Linked DNA regions of Mus musculus: region 1 is linked to region 2. Evidence: chromatin loops called from intact Hi-C (ENCODE). Cell type or tissue: left cerebral cortex. All regions are shown on one strand.

Evidence for each region. Hi-C counts contacts between places; a loop is a spot of excess contacts. Peaks named below come from ENCODE experiments on the same cell type or tissue, not always from the same donor. Only the 100,000 strongest peaks of a DNase experiment are listed, where the experiment ranks them.
Region 1: it touches region 2 in a loop (4-fold over the local background); 2 of 42 quality-filtered maps call a loop at or near these places.

The regions. Positions count from the first base shown.
Region 1 is chr2:157,343,352-157,351,351 of GRCm38, reverse strand. Ghrh (growth hormone releasing hormone) reads left to right here and starts at 4,697. Exons shown (of 5, transcript NM_010285.3): 1 at 4,697-4,780. In left cerebral cortex, no CTCF peak of the experiment used is centred here; DNase peaks (open chromatin) are centred at 1,807, 1,999, 3,378 and 3,788; H3K27ac peaks cover 2,353 bases.
Region 2 is chr2:157,427,170-157,435,169 of GRCm38, reverse strand. All of the region lies in intron 1 of Src (Rous sarcoma oncogene), which reads right to left. Among named protein-coding and RNA genes, the nearest start is that of Src, 6.9 kb to the right of the region's middle. In left cerebral cortex, a CTCF peak has its summit at 4,756; DNase peaks (open chromatin) are centred at 3,275, 3,965, 5,171, 7,886 and 3 more places; H3K27ac peaks cover 6,647 bases.

The DNA.
Region 1 (8,000 bases), 84 kb after region 2:
TGGTTTTTCGAGACAGGGTTTCTCTGTGTAGTCCTGGCTGTCCTGGAACTCACTCTGAAGACCAGGCTGGCCTTGAACTCAGAAATCTGCCTGCCTCTGCCTCCCGAGTGCGGGATGAAAGGCGTGTGTCACCATGCCTGGCTTCTACCTTTATTTTTATATTTTGTAGCTAAGCAATGCAGAGGATGCCTATATTTTCTCTGAAAATGTTAACAGGGCACTTCTTTCTCTGAGTCACAGGTTTTCCAGCTATAAAAATGAGAACAAAATTATCAATAAGGAAAGACCTGAAACAGCTCACACATTCACCCACAGGGGACTGTTCGACAGATGGTGGGGCATCTTTACTGTGGACCATGTAGCTTATAAAATGTATGGACTAGGCCAAGTGTGGTGATATGTGCCTGTAATACTAGCTGAGACAGGAGGATTTTGAGTTTGAGAGCAGCTTGAACTGCAGTGAGATTCTGTCTAAACACAGAAAAGCATAAACCAGGAAGCGGGAGGCAGTTCTGAATGCTGGAGAAGGAAGGATCCTTAAGGTAAATTGAAGGAAAGGAGCCAGGTACAGGAGGTAGAGGAACATCCTCACAGAGCACACAGGAACCCAGCAAGGATGACCAAGAAATAGGGAAAGGGCCTTTCCAGGAAGGAGACTTAGCACCTACAGTCTGGACGAGACTTCATGGGGTTGCTTTGTCTGGTTAGAGGGACTCTGGCCATATAGTCCAGTCTGGTCCTCCTGGCTCAACTCCCCCAGGACTGGGGTTACAGATGAGCACCATCACACCCAGCCCAAGATTTGGCCCGTTTATTTTATTTTGTTATGTATTATTCTGTGTTGTAGAGACGAGGTCTCATGCAGCCCAGGCCAGCTAAGGCTAGAATTGAAATCCTAATCTCCCCCTGCTTCCCAAGTGCTGAGATTACAGAAATGTGTCTCACATTTAATGTATGTCATTTCATACCACTTGATTTTTATATTGTATTCATAAATGTTCCTGCAGGATATATATTAATCAGGCTAAGAAAACAAATTAAATATTTATAAGTTTTTTGTTTTTTTTTTCTGAGACAGGGTTTCTCTGTGTAGCCCCGGCTGTCCTGAAACTCACTCTGTAGACCAGGCTGGCCTCGAACTCAGAAATCTGCCTGCGTTTGCCTCCCAAGTGCTGGGATTAAAGGCGTACATCATTACTGCGTGCCCAGCTTATTTTTAAATCTTAATTGGTGTGTGTGTGTGTGTGTGTGTGTGTGTGTGTGTACCAGAAGAGGGTGTGAGTCCCTTGGAACTGTCACAGGCAGTTGTGAGCCACTTGGCAAGGGTGCTGAGAACTGAACTTGGGTCCTCAGGAAACATTAAGTGCTGCGAACCTCTGAGACATCTTTCCAGTCCAAGAAAATTTGCATATGCCATTCATGTGAGGAAAAAAATTCAGTCACCATTCCTCTTCTCATCAGCCTCTCGAACAATGATATTATTATTTTCAAAGGAGATGCTACATACATTAGCCTCTGGGAGAATCTGGAAGAATTAGAACATGTGTTGCTTACAGCAAGATGACAGAGGACTCAAGGGCCAAAGAGGAAAAGGGGGAAAAGGAGGATGAGACAGGAGAACCAGAGGCTATATCTACATACAGTGACCTCTGGGTAAGAAAATCCACAATTACTTTAGTGCCACTGAGACCGATAGCTACGTGCGCTGCCTGCTTCTTTGTTGTCGGCTGCCAGGTTGCCATGGTAATGTAATAACCTCTGATAAGCTCATTTTCAATTCTGAAACATTTTAAAGGAAAGCAAATAGCAGTAATCTGCAGACCGGCTGCCGCGAGAGAGAAGATGCTCAAGGGTGAGAAAAAGCAGCAGGGTGACCTTTCTGGGCTGAAACCTGTCTTAATGCTGGAGGGATGAGCAGAGAGCAGAGGGTCAGAAACCTGGGCAGGCATCTCAAGTGCCGGGGGCGAGTTCAGCCATCACTTTCTGCTCCAGTAGGTCTGATGTGTGTGGTGCTCTGACCCAGTTCCCAGGAAGTGCACAGAGCGCCAGCTGGGACCACATTTGAAAAGCCACTGTCCTGATGGATCTGTGCTGGGCTCTGTGAGTGGAGTGCTCCAGCCTCCTCTCGCCCTAGACACAACTACTCCACTCCACTGGTCTCCTCTATTACCAAGTGCCACAAGGTCCCAACATCCCTACAAGAGTTATCCGGCAGATACCTTGTGAGCCAAGGGCTTTCAGGGCAGCTTCCAAAGCAGAGACCTACAGGCTGCCATATAGACAAGTGGGTGGGAAAACTGGTGGGTGCCTACCTGTTCTTGCTAGAACTCTTTCATTCAGCTGGCTCACTGTAGGGATGACCAACATAGACCACTGGGCCAGAGAGAAAGCAGCTAGCTGTCCATCACAAGTATAAATAAGGAAGGGCTAGAGCTGGCTGGAGAGAACTCGGAAGTGTCAGAAGCTGTCTTCGGGAACCATCATTGGCTTCAACAGGATTCTAATTTTCTACAGAAAAGGATGTGAGAGCCAACAAGTCCAAAACCCAGCCCGGTTCAACACACACAGCTTGTTGAGTAGAAACACAGTCAAGCCTCAGCACGAGCAACTGAGGCAGGAGGATCACCAGGTCAGTGATACCTGAATCCAAAACAAAACAACAAAAACCAGGGGTGAGGATGTGATTCCCCTATAAAGCATGAAGCTCTGGGTTCCATCCCCAACCCAGCATGGTGGAGCAGCCAGAGGAGTGGAGGGAGGGGTCATTAAAATCATAACTTAAAGGTCATCTTTGGTTGCAAAGCAAGTTTGAGGCCAGCTTGGGTTACGTGAGACTCTGTCTCAAAGGGATTTAAAAAAAGAAAAAAGAAAGAAAGAAAGAAAGAAAGAAAGAAAGAAAGAAAGGAAGGCAGAAAGAAAGAAAAGAAAAGAAAGGGGGAGGGGAGAGAGAGAGAGAAAGGAGGAAAGACAAAGGTTAGAAACTAAAAAATAAAAGTAAATAAAATTTTAATTTTTAAATTAAAAGAAGAGACAAGTACATAAAGAGCTGTGGTGGCCAGTACAGCTTTGTTTTGTTTTTAAGGGTCTGAAATGCAGCAGTTTGTTGGAAACAGGCAGGCAGGGGAGGGCAGCGGTCAGCACCAAGCTCTAAGCAGAGGCTGGCAGGGACAAAGAGCTAGCTGCCTTCCTGGATGAGGGCTGGATGAGCAAGAGACCTGGTGATGGGAGCCGGCGAGGCCCACTGGAGGAACTAGAAATAGAAGCAGGAGCAGCTGGAGTCGAGTCTCCTCTCTCCAGATGCCGCAGCCTGTCAGAAGCAAGACTCACTCGGGAAAAGGGCTTCTCTTCTGCACATAGGACAGAGTCTGTTTTGTTTCTCGCCTACTCTGTCTGGCTCCTCTCCAACACCAGTTCTTAAGGCTCTGGACATACACAATTCCACAGGCCCCTGTCCCAGGATCCAGAAACAGAGGACAGCAACATCCGGCATGCTCGGTCAGGCCCCGCTCTTCTAGCTTCATTGCAGTCCCCGGTCCCTGGCAACCACCCACCAAATCCCTTTCTGTGCCATGGTGTGTGGAAACGGGACACTGGACAGTCATTTTAGCTGATTTGTTCAATTTGTTTCCTGGGCTTTGGGCAACCCAGCCCATCTGTGGATGGCTGGAAGCGGCATCCGGACAGCACGCCTTCCTAGCCACCTCCTAGGGGCTCCCCAAGGGCTGCCTTCCGTTTTCTTTCCAGGGGTCCGTAGAATACAGTCCTGACTGTTTTCCAAGGCACGAACCGGCATAATAAGCACAAGGCGTCTCCATGGCACCTTTCATTGAGCTTATTGGAGCGTTCTGCAGATGCCACGGAACACCGAGCCAAGTCCCAGGAACACGTTCTGAACCCCAGGAGCTGCACACCGCTTTATTAGGTAGTTTATTGGCGCATCAAATCTGGAGTCTACCACCTTCGGTTCACAAATCAGTTCAGAGAGAGGCTCTAACTTGCCCAATATTAAAGAGTAACAGTGCCACCTGCTCCTCTTCCCTGATTGGCACGATGCCAGGGAATTGACTGGTGGCCTAAATGGGAAATCAAGGCAGGAATGGCTGGAGGTGATAGAAACCTCAGGCTGTTGTGAGCCCAACAAGAACAGACTCTGGCTGGGCAATGGTGGTGCATGCCTTTAATCCCAGCACTTGGGAGGCAGAGGCAGGCAGATTTCTTAGTTCGAGGCCAGCCTGGTCTACAGAGTGAGTTCTAGGACAGCCAGGGCTACACAGAGAAACCCTGTCTTGAAAAAACAAAACAAAACAAAACAAAACAAAACAAAACAAAACAAAACGAACAGACTCTGGAGGCAGGCTTTACTGAGCAACTCATTCAGTTGAGGAGCACAAATGCTATTTAAACTTTTGGGGAGTGAGTAGGGGCACTCAGAGAGAATGTGCATCACTGGCCAAGGCCACAGTGAAGGGAATATTTTATTTGCATGAAAAGGACCTGAGGTGCTTGCTATCTGGACATGACCTTACTCAGAGAGGAAATTTAACCTATAACCCGAAAACTGGTGATGACTACCTCAGAGTAGCAGAAGTGGAGCCAAAAGGCCATGTACGTGCTCTGGAACATACAGGCCCAGGGCAGAGAAGGAGGAGTCCTGCTCCTGCTGGCCTTAAGATGAGATCGTCAGGGCCTGGGCATCACTGGTGATCCAGGCCGGCTCTCCAGGTCGCAGGTCTCTCCTGGTTGCGGCTCCCTGCTCATCTGGCTCCCACAACATCACAGAGTAAGTAGACATGTAAATTTTGAACCTAGCTCTCCTGCTGCCGCTACTGAGGGACAATATCCTCACTAATTGGTTCATAGGAGTTCACAGACCTCTGATGAACAGCAATATGGCTAAATACCCTTCCTTGTGAAGTGCACGGAACTGCATAGCCTGGGTGGGAAATGAGCTGGGTCCATCTCTTTTGTTGCATTTAGCCATTCCTCTTTTGTTATTTTTATCTGATTTGGTTCACTTCAGACCTGGTACCCGTTTCTTATTTATGACTAAAGGCCCCTGGGTGAGAAAAATGGAATCAAGAAAACCGTTTTTCTTTTATGTTCTACAAATGTTTCTATACCTCATTCCCACCACCCTTTAAAATAACATTTCCTTCCCAGGCCCCCCCCCCAAAAGCTTCTAAAATCCCTGCCTTTCCAATCTCCTCTTCACCTTGGCTATAATTATCTTGGGAGAATTTAAATTCCTTATCATGGGTTTGTGATGGCTGTGGCTTAAGGACCGTTGGCCTGGCTTCCATTCTGAGGCTTCGTCAAATTGCCCTCTATAGGAATTACCGTTAGACTCTTTCTTTCCTTAAAGGATGATAATGGGATTGTGACTCTGTTAAAGAAAGAACCCTTCTCTTGCTTGAGATACGTGCTGAAATATTTACCAGTCTGGGATTTGCTTCAAAACAGTCCAGTGAGGGAGATGACAAACACCACAATTGCTCGCTGAAATTGTCAGTCTCCTCCGGCTTTCTCTCACGGATCTTCATTCCTTTTCTGGTGCTGAGGGTGGAACCCGGGACCCCAGGGATGCTCCGTCGGGGTTCTCCCACTAAGCAGTTGCCCTCCTCTCTTGCAGGGACCCATTTGTTTCTTCTCCCTCTCACCCCCCAGGCTTCAGATCTGGATGTTGTGAACCTGAGGGTGGGGTTTGCCTCTGGGAGACTCAGACAAGAAGAGAATCTTAGTTTTGAGATCCCATCTCTATGGGATGAGCATCTGCTCCTCTGGGTCCAGGCTGACAGAGCAGCTGCTTCCTCCCTGGGATCTTTTCAATTCCTTCCTTCCTTCCTTCCTTCCTTCCTTCCTTCCTTCCTTCCTTCCTTTTATATCTTTATGTAATTACACTGTAGCTCTCTTCAGATACTCCAGAAGAGAGAGGGAGTCAGATCCCATTACAGATGGTTGTGAGCCACCATGTGATTGCTGGGATTTGAACTCAGGACCTTCGGAAGAGCAGTCAGTGCTCTTAACCACTGATCCATCTCTCCAGCCCTTTTGACTTTGTTATTAGTGTGTGTGTAGAGGTCAGAGGACAACTTTGCAGGGCTGCCCCCTCTCCTTCTAACTTATGCGGGTCCCAGGGATGGAATGGAAGTGCTTGGGTCTGCGTGGGAAGCACCTTTATCTGCTGCGCCATCTCACTGGCCTGGATTCCCTTTTTCTACATCCACTTCCACTGTCTTGAAGGTAGGTGTAAATTTACCAAGGTCTCCCCATCCCCACCCTGCTTCTGACTCCTGTGCCCTTCAAGGAAGGAAGGGAGGGAAGAAGGAGGCAGCTTAGAGAAGCAACTCTCACTTCCAAGATCTGGACCAGACCCAGCCACCTGGTCCCCAGGGTTTCTTGGAGGTCTCATGATACTCCAATCCCAACATGTGCAAATGGTGCTCCCATCCCTTCCTTGATCCCCACAAGCATCCTGACCCTCCCTGCAGTCATCCGTAGACTCAGTGGGCATCCTTTCCCTTCACTTCTCTCACCTGGCTGCTCTGCTATGCTCGGCAAGGCTGTACTGGTCCAGGCTGTGCTGGTCTTGGCTGTGCTGGTCCAGGCTATGATGGTCCAGGCTGTGCTGGTCTAGCCTATACTCATCTTGCGGAGCCTCCCTTAGTTACCTTCCACCCTTGCACTGCTTCAGGCCCTAGGCTCACTGGCCTGGGCTTCCTGACTGGATTCATTTCCTTCAGGCTGCTGCCAATGTTCTGCCTCCCAAACCATCCCACCAGGCTTCTAGAGCCTCCAGTGGCCTCTCTCTGTGGAGAACAAGAAATGACTAACTTCCTTAGTGTGGCATTTGATATCCTGCATAGCTTAGTCTAAATTATCTATATTTCCTGCTGGTGGAGCCACAAACCCAGGTTCATATCAAAATAAATCAGGGCCTTGATTAATACTCCAGAATCCTAGGCCCTACCCTAAACAGTTGAATTAGGAATCAATCAATCCATCCGAGAAGCACACAAAGGACCAGACGACACGGCGCTCAATTGGGAATTAGCTATGTAAGTCTGAGCACTGGGACTCAGATCCCCAGAATCTAGGTCAAACAGCATCCCTGTAAGTTTAATTCCCGGCGACTTTGCTGACCAGCCGATCCAGTGGAATTGGTAAACACCAGGTTCAAAAAGAATGTCTTGGAGAATAAAGTAGAGAGCCTAGAGAGATGGCCCAGCAGTTGAGAGTGCTTGTTCTTCTTGCAAAGGACCTGGGTTCAGTTCCCACCTATCCCTCACATTGGGCAGCTCACAGCTACTTGTAACTAATTATAGGGAATATAATGCTTTTTTCTGGCCTCCACAGATACTTGCACATATATTTGAGACAGGGGCCCTCTACCTAGTCCTGGCTGTCCTAAAACTCAGTATGTAGATCAGGCTGGCCTCAGAGGCAGAGATCTGCCTGCCTCTGCCTCCCGAGTGCTGAGACTAAAGGTGGCACATGCCACCATCACCCCTCTATAATTCTTTTAAAGCCTATATTTTAGGAAGTAAAAGCGGGGAAGTGATGGGGGAAAAGCCCTGACACTGACCTCTAACCTCTGGCTTCTGCCCATGTGTGTGCATACCTGTGCATCTTCGATATACATGAGCCTCTACACACACACACACACACACACACACACACCTGCAACACACAGGAACCTACACACCTACACAAGTACACATACAGGAAAGATCCGAGGGCCTTCCCTCCAGCCACAGTAAGTCACGCCCCTGGACTTAGCTCTCAGGGACCTATTTTCTCACTTCTCTCTGAGGCCAGGTCTCAAAGCCACACCCTTCACAAAGCCCCTGCTGCTGGCTGACAACCTGAGCCTGCGCGCACTCAGCTCGGAGAGCACTAAACACTCTTCTGTCACAGAGGGAGCAGCAAGTGTGCCTGTCACACTGTAAGCAATTTTCTGCTTGCCTTCCTGTCTAAAGTGGAAGCTCCACCAGGGCAGGTCC
Region 2 (8,000 bases):
AGACGGGTAGGGAAATGGGTAGATGTGAATATGGATGGGCCCCACTGGAGTCCTCAGGCAGGAAAAGTAGGTGGATGTATGGATGGACGGATAGACAGACAGATGGAAGACAGCAGGGTAGATGAGTGGACAGACAGGTAGATGGACAGGTGGTTGGGTGGTTAGGTAGGTGGTGGACCCACCTAGGCCTCCCCAGGAAGAAGAGGTAGCCTAGGCCACAGGTCTATCCATCCCCAAAGGCTAAGCCCCACCCCTGCTCTCCCTGCATGAAGCCCCAGCAGAGGCTCTGACCACTCAACTTACTCAGGCAATGTAAAATAGAAAGCAACTCCAATCCCCAAGCTCCACCCAGCACAGGCCTGGGCCAGGAGCTGGGTGGGAGGTGGGGGGAGGGCGTCTGCCGAGTAAGGAGTGAAGCAGGAGTGGGGGTTGGGGGGGAGCTGATCCAAGGGCCCCGGCTGCCAGAACACGCCTGGTCCTGCATTCTCAGTACAGGCATGCTGGGGGCTGAAAAGCCTCAAACCGGCTCTGCCAGTGCCACTGGGGAGAGCCTGCAGGCTCCAGCTGGCCCTGATGGAGGGACGATACAAGCTAAGTAAGTGAAAAGTGGGGCTCACACCTCAAGCCCAGGACAGACAGACTGGCCCTGTTGCTCACTGCAGGATCTCAGCCCCTGACCTGCACGCCTCAGGCTGCAGAGCCCCAAGCCAGCCAGGATGCAACCTCACACAAAGTTGTAACTTACTTTCAGCAAGATTTCACACACACATACCTGTTTTGTTTGTTTTTAGAATTCAAAAGACTCCTTGGAGCGTGAGCCACATAGAGACAATGTTGTGTTACAATGTCAAGAGGCTGCGAACCCCTGCCTGTGCAGAGAGAGAGGACGAAGCCAGGAAGTGAGCTGAGCCGGGAGGGGGTGGGAGGAGGCCGGGACTAGGCTGTAAGCGACCTGATTCACAGTGCTGACCTGTTCTGCCAGGTTAGGAGGCCTCCTGCAAACTGTGGTGCCCTTCTGGGCTGCTTCCCCAGGTGGAGAGACGCTTTGGCTCTGATTGCAGGAACCTTTGACCCCAAGGTGCTGAGATATTGAAAGCGCCAGCCCTGCTCCAGCCGGGCTGTGGATGGGCAGGCCGTCACACACCTGCAATGTGGAGGCCTTCCCCTCAGGGCTGGGAAGGAGACACCATGAACAGCAAATGGAAACTGAGGTTCAGCTCCCATAGCAGGTTGGAGTCAAGCTTTCTCAAGCCCAGAGACATACTGGGCAGACTCCATTTCCCAAGGCAGAAATGGGTGTACTTTAATATTGCTGTCTGGGATTTGGGAGCCAGGGTCTATATAATGCCATAGGTCACCTTGGCCCTGAGAGCCCAAACCTAGCCCTGCCCCACTGTGATCCTGGCCATGGAGAAGCCATGCTTAGCCTTGGTTTCCTACCCTCAGTAGCCTGGTTCCAGACCTTGTCAGTCCCAGCTCCAAACACTGCCTGAACGCCCTGAACCCACTTCCCTTTCTTTCCCATGCACCATCATTCTGGAGCAGAGATGCTGAGCTGAACCCTTCAGCCTGTGACCTCCTCATGGGTCTTACTCCCTAAACAAAAGGCCCGGAGTCCCCACTGGGGAACCACACAAGCCCTCACCTTCCCCTCACTTCCCTCCAGTGCACAGGTCAGTTGAACACACAACCCCATCCCCCACCCCCGGAAACAGCATGCTCCTGCCCCAGGACCCTTGCACATGCTGCTCCTGCCTCAGAGCCCTAGCACAGGTCATTCTCTGCCCAGAGTTTACTCCACCCCTCCCCTCCATTCTCCATGACTCCCTCATTTTCCTTGGGTCTTCAGGACGCATGTCTCCTGCTCCAATAGGCATTTCAATGGCCGCACCCCAGCCAACTCTCCTCTCTCCCAGTCTCAGTTCAAAAGCAACCTTTCCAGGGGACTTAAGGACCCCTCAACCCTTCCAGAGGGCCTCCATTCCTCTTTCCTGGCCTGAACCTTCACTCTTATGGCAGCAATCTCGGGATGAGGACAGGGCCACTTCTACTCACTCCCAGCGGACACTTGCTGGTAAGTGTTGCATTAACACTCCCTGTGCATAGCTGGGACAGTTATGAACACCTTCAGAACAGAACAGATGGTGTAGCCAAAGAGCACAGGCCCAGTAAGGGGAAAGTGCCTGGGGAAAAGGACGGAAGGAAGAAGGACAAACAGAAAGACGGATGGCTAAATGGAAGGATGAATGTTGGATGTGCAGGGAACCCACAGTAGGCTCCAGGGATGCCTGGGACCCCCGAGTACTGGCTGAGACAGAAAGAGACACCGAGCTTCCCAGTCAGAACAGCCAGCTTGTGCACCCCGCTGGGTTCCCACCCTTGACCTCAGAAAGCTCCTTCTCCCAAGGGATGGCGTGCAGAGGAGGAACACACAGCCCTGCTCCCCAGGGAGGGGGCTCCCAGGCTCCATCTGTCTCCCCACAAAGGGGCTTTGTCCTTGGAGCTAAGAGCTGAGGGCGCCCGGAAGCTGCCCCTTGGCAGCCCAGCAAGGCCGTGGCTCTGAGCCAGGCTCTCCCAGGACTGTACAACTCTGGATACAACCCTCCAGAGGACAGCCTCTATTTCTGTGAGGGGAGAAACTGAGGCTCGGGAAGGCAAACTCCCTTAGTCAAGCTCTCTCAGCTGGAATCGATGTGAAGTTTCAAAGCCAGACCTGTTGGTCCCAGAGTAGAGTGCTCTCAGACCATCAGGAGCCTAAGAGAGGGTAGACTGTGCCTGGGAGGCTCATCCAAAAGGAAGGAAGCTGGGACCTGGACCAGAGTCCACCTTAGGTGCCTGGGGTACCCACCATAGAATTCCCCCCATTTCCTGAGGGGCAGTTTTACCAAGAGATGCAGTAAGAGAGAACTGTGACAACCCTCTCTGCCCTCCCCAACCCCCATTCTTGATATCCCAGACACAGCCACTCAGCAGGACTCCCTGGGCTACTGCAGCAAGGCTACACTGCCTGAACCAGGCATGACCCACAGAACTAGACACACCCATCTTCGCAGGGGCCTCCCATCCCATAAGGCTGTGTGTAAACAGCGTATGCTTGGGGTGTCCACAGAGGGCACCGGGTCCAACCCCATCTTGCAGGGCTCATAACAAGCTCACAGGCTACATCACAAGGCCCTGATGCGGCTCCTCAGAAGGCTGGCCTCTGTCCTCGGCCCAGTCAGGAGCTCTGACCCCTGACAAAGCCCCAGCTCCACTTCATCCTTCTCTGTTCTCCACCACTTTGCCTGCCTTACTCCCACAACACTCCGAGTGTGCAGGATGAACCAAAGCTCCACAGCCCCAGGCTATGCATGCATGCGAGCACGCACATGCACACTCCTGCAGGCACACACGCACGCACGCACGCATGCACACACTTTACTTCCTGGGTTCCCACTGTCTAGCATGCCCTCACCGGTGCTTCTCCTTCTCAGGATCTCTTGCTCACCCTTGAAGACCTGGGTGACTTTCCTTTCCGAACCCTCCTTGGCATTGTTAGGCTGCCATCACTCCTGTGGTACCTAGCTCACAGCAGAGAAAACAGCAGGGTCAGCAGGGTCTGTAACTGGCTCCAGAGCATTGCTTTCAGTGCCCCTTAGACTGATCACAATGCTCTGTCCTCCAGAGTACATCTCCCCTCAGAAACCTGGAGCAGCCTCCTGTGCCCCTCCCCCACCCCACCCCACCAGGTCTACATCCTGTCCCTGGCTCTGACACCATCAGCTGCTAATCATAGACATTGCCAGGAGCCCAGGAGCAGAGGCCCAGGCAACACCAAAGGTAGCCAAGGCCTATTCTGACCACGATGCCCATGGAGCTAAGGTGTGGGCAGAGTTTGGGGAGTTGGGGGGAATGAGCTGCCTGCAAATGGCCAACTGGTAACCAAACCCACGTTGCTTCTAAAACTAGGGCACAGGATTGAAATGGGAACAGCAGAATTGTCCCCAAATAGAACAGTGGCTCATCTGGTTCCGGGCCTTGGGAACACCTGGAGGGGTGGGGGGAGGGTGAAGGATGCAAATCCTGAGAACCCATCCTACCCACAAGGCCCCTGTGGGTCCCAGGCTGCCCCACCAGCAACCCTTCCATCACACCATTCCCTGCCCAGACAGTCTCCTCTTTCTGCCACCTTGACCACCAAGGACAAACTTCCTACTGGTATAAGGGAGCCAGTCCAAGAGGAAAAGCTGCGGCCTCCTGACAGGGACAAGGGAGAAGCCATTTACCTGGATGGCCAGCAGGGGCAGGTGGGGCAGGGCCAGCTTCAGCCTCCCTTAGGGACTAGGTACAGCTCAGAGCAAAGTCCACAGGGCACAGCAGGGCCACTTGGGCAGTACAGGAGTCCCACCCTGCCCAGGGTGACAGATGGAGGAGCCATCTCAGTGAGACCTTGTCTCCTGCCAATCATCCAGCCACCTGAGAGGGTCTCTTCAGACAGGTGGGTAGATGGGCATGATCTGCCTCTCACTGAATCCTTAGAAGAAACTTCCGACTTTCACCTCTTCAGTACTGTGTGACCCCAGGCAAGTCACTTAACCTCTCTGATCCATCTAGGCACTCATAGGGGAAGACAGACTCAAGACTCAGGAGAATAGGGGTGTCCTAGCTGCCCCAGCAGGGAGAGCACCCAACAGGTGCCCAACTTGAGGCCGGCTTCCTCATCTGTCAAATGAAGGTGATCTCTGGGTTCTGTCTCCCTCACAGCCCTGCTGGGGTGCACAGGTAACTACATAGAAGTGCTTTGTAAACTATAAAGTGCTGTACCCTTGGGAGTGGTAATTACCACATATTCCCTTAGAAGCAGAGAAAACCAGCCTGGAGGTGGGGTCTGCCATGGATGGAGCCTCGAGGGATGACAGAGAAAGGGTAGAGGAGGCGCAGGGGAAAGACAGAAGGTGAGGGGAGAGCCAGGGATACTTTAGCTCCTGGAGAGCTTGCTCAACAGTAGGGTACCAAGCCAGCTGTGATGGAGGATCCTGGAATTGCAGTTCTCAGAAAACAGAAGTAGGAGGTCACTTGGGTCAGTCTGGGCCACAAGATGAGTTCCAGCTCAATCGAGGCTCTAGAGCAAGACCTTGTGTCAGACACAGCCCCAATAACAGAACAGGGGACCATCCCAGGAATGCAGGACCTGTACAGGCGAAAGCAGACAGGAAACCAGCCAGTGGCTCAGAGCGCCTGCGGCGTAACCCACAAAAGAGACACAACAGAGAAGAAAGGCTGGGCCTGAGGAAGGAACTGTCTGGGTTGGGGACATCTCCAGGAGACATGCAGAGGCCCGGCCCCTCTCTGAGCCTCCATTTGCCTCCAGAAACAAGGGAAACGTAGCTTGTACCCAGGCCAGCATGGGAAGCACCCACTGCCCAGATAACAGATACCTCATAGGGAGGACCCCCACAAGGTAAGGAGATTCTTGGGCACTGTAGGTCATGGAATGGACATGTGATCAGGTTCTAAGAGGGATAAGGAGGGGTGGGAGCCGGCCTCGAAGTAGCTAGATGGAGCTGGCAGGCTGCAATCAATGCAATCCTTCCTAGATGCACAGGCCAAGATAACCACAGACCAAGGCCGCTGATGCCAGCCCAGAGGGCTTCCAGATCAATTTGCCTTTCTGGCTCACCACAGAATCACCTTCCCTCACAGCATGAAAACACCCAAGCACTGGACACATACTAGCACGCCCGATAGACAGGCCACCTTCTCAGAGATATGCTAGAGCTACACAGATTGGGGAAACTGAGGCACAGAGCAGTCATCTTCCCCACCTCCAGATTCAGCAAAAGGGCTGCCATGTCAGAATTCAGACCCAGAGCCAACTGCCTTCCTAGGCCTTACCACTACCAGGAGATCATGCAACTGGACCATCGAATACCCACCAGCCACGATTACAAACCCAAGAAGTCAGGGAACCTGTACTCTGCCTAAAAGAGATACAAGCCGCGGTGGGGACACTCAGCAGGAACCAGATACCCACAGTCCCCGAGACTGCAGACATCCAGACCCATATCTCACTAGCTGGATGGCTACAGCCACCTTAACTTCTCGGAGCGCCCGCTCTTCTTCCACATAGTAGGAATAAAAGTTCCACCCACTTCAGGACAGGAAACAGATACAGTGGGTCACTCGGCTGTGGTCCAGCTCTGGAGAACCTAACGTGTGGATACTGACATCAGATAAACTCAAGCAGAGGCCACAAGTTGGGCAGAGTGGCCTGGGAGAAGCTATCAGGCCCTAGCAGGATTCCCACGCTTCCTGATGCTACTGCAACCATGGGTCCAGCCCCCAGTATCCATTTCAGTTGTGCTGGCTGCACGGTCCAGCAGCCCAAGGATGCCTAAAGATCCACGTCTACCATCACCAATAGCTAGCGGACACCCTCCAGCCATCCGGGACATCCCCTGCCCCACCGAACCCCAGGCAGGGTCCTGTAGTGAGGACTCTAGGGACCAGAACAGGAAGAAACAAACCACAATCTTTCAATTTCTTCTCGCTTCCAGCTTCTTCTTTCTAGAACTCTCAGTAGTCCTAGGGGGAAGTCACTGGCCCAAAGTCCCATAGCAAGGAATGGAAACACAGGGCTTCTGGCTTCCTGCTCTGGGATTCTCCCTAACTGCCTAGTCCCTTAGTCAGGCTAGCCACAAGCGCCATGCTCACAGGCAGGCTGACTGGTGGGGACAGTCCTAGCTTGGCCAACTTGCCCTGGGTCTTTCTCCTTCATTCCCACCTCCCATGGCACCCACATACACACACAGGGAAGAAAGAAAGTCTGGACAGATCAGGAATGACAAACTCATAGCACACAGATAATGCTTGCTAAGCTTCTGTCCGGAGCAGACATTATGAATCTATCACAGCACTGTTTCCCATGAAGTCAACACTGGACCTCAGAACGCGGCTCGACACAGCACTTCAGCCTATGAAACTGGAGTCAGGACTTCTTGTCTGAGCCAGAGAAGAGGAAACATGAATTGTACAATGAGTGTCAATAGAGTAAGCATTAGGATTAGCATAGGAAAGAGGCTGTGACTTGACTCTAGGCTTCCCAGTGGAATGAGGCCTTGGACAACAGGTCTCCCTAAAAGGATGGGATTCCAGCTTCTCCTTGGCCCTGTTAGCTCCAAGTCCATTTTACAGTTTCACCCGTGTGTCACAGGGCATGAACCACCTGCGCTAGAGGAGGCCAGACCTCAGCCTAGGTCTGGCTCTGCCCTGCCCACATTTATTAAGTCCTGATGTGTGAAGTACCCCGTGTCCATCCTCTTGGGACATCCAGGGAGCCATGAGTCACTGCTGTCCTTTATAGATGAAGAAACTGAGGCCCCTCAAAGGCGATGGGGCCCTTCCCCAGAGAGCCAGAAAGGTTTTCCTTAGAGAGATGGAAAATGCACAGGAGGCCTGAGATGCTGTGAAGTCTGATGGGCCACAGAGGGGCAGGAGGACTTCAAACTGCAGCTGTAGTTCACAGTGGGGCCTCTGCAGGGCTTTAAGACTCCAAGAGCACCAGATTATAAATGTGGAATTCAGAGCCCTATAGCCCATCCCTGGCTGTCACCTAGGAAACCCTAGGCAAGTAACCTTCTCTCTCTAGGTCTTATGGTTTATATCCAGAAAGCCAGACCATCTCCTGTGCACACTCCCCAGCCCAGCTTTGTGGCACAGAGATGCCAGGGCTCACAGTGACCCAGCACACCCCTGTCCTTTGCTGCAAGCATCCTCTTCTAGCAAGCCCTGCTCAAGCTGGGACGGTTAGACCCATGCCAGCCAAAGCCGCACAGATGGCAAGGCTGAGCCCAGAGACACTAACAGACTTCCCGATGCCACATACAGCAAACAGGTCCCACTTTCTGTACATTAACTAACTAATGCCGGGCACAGAGCCTTCTCTGGAAAGGGAGAGATGCTTGGCCGTTCAGGGATGAAGAAACCAAATCTCAGAAAGAGACAATGAAGGACCCAAAGAC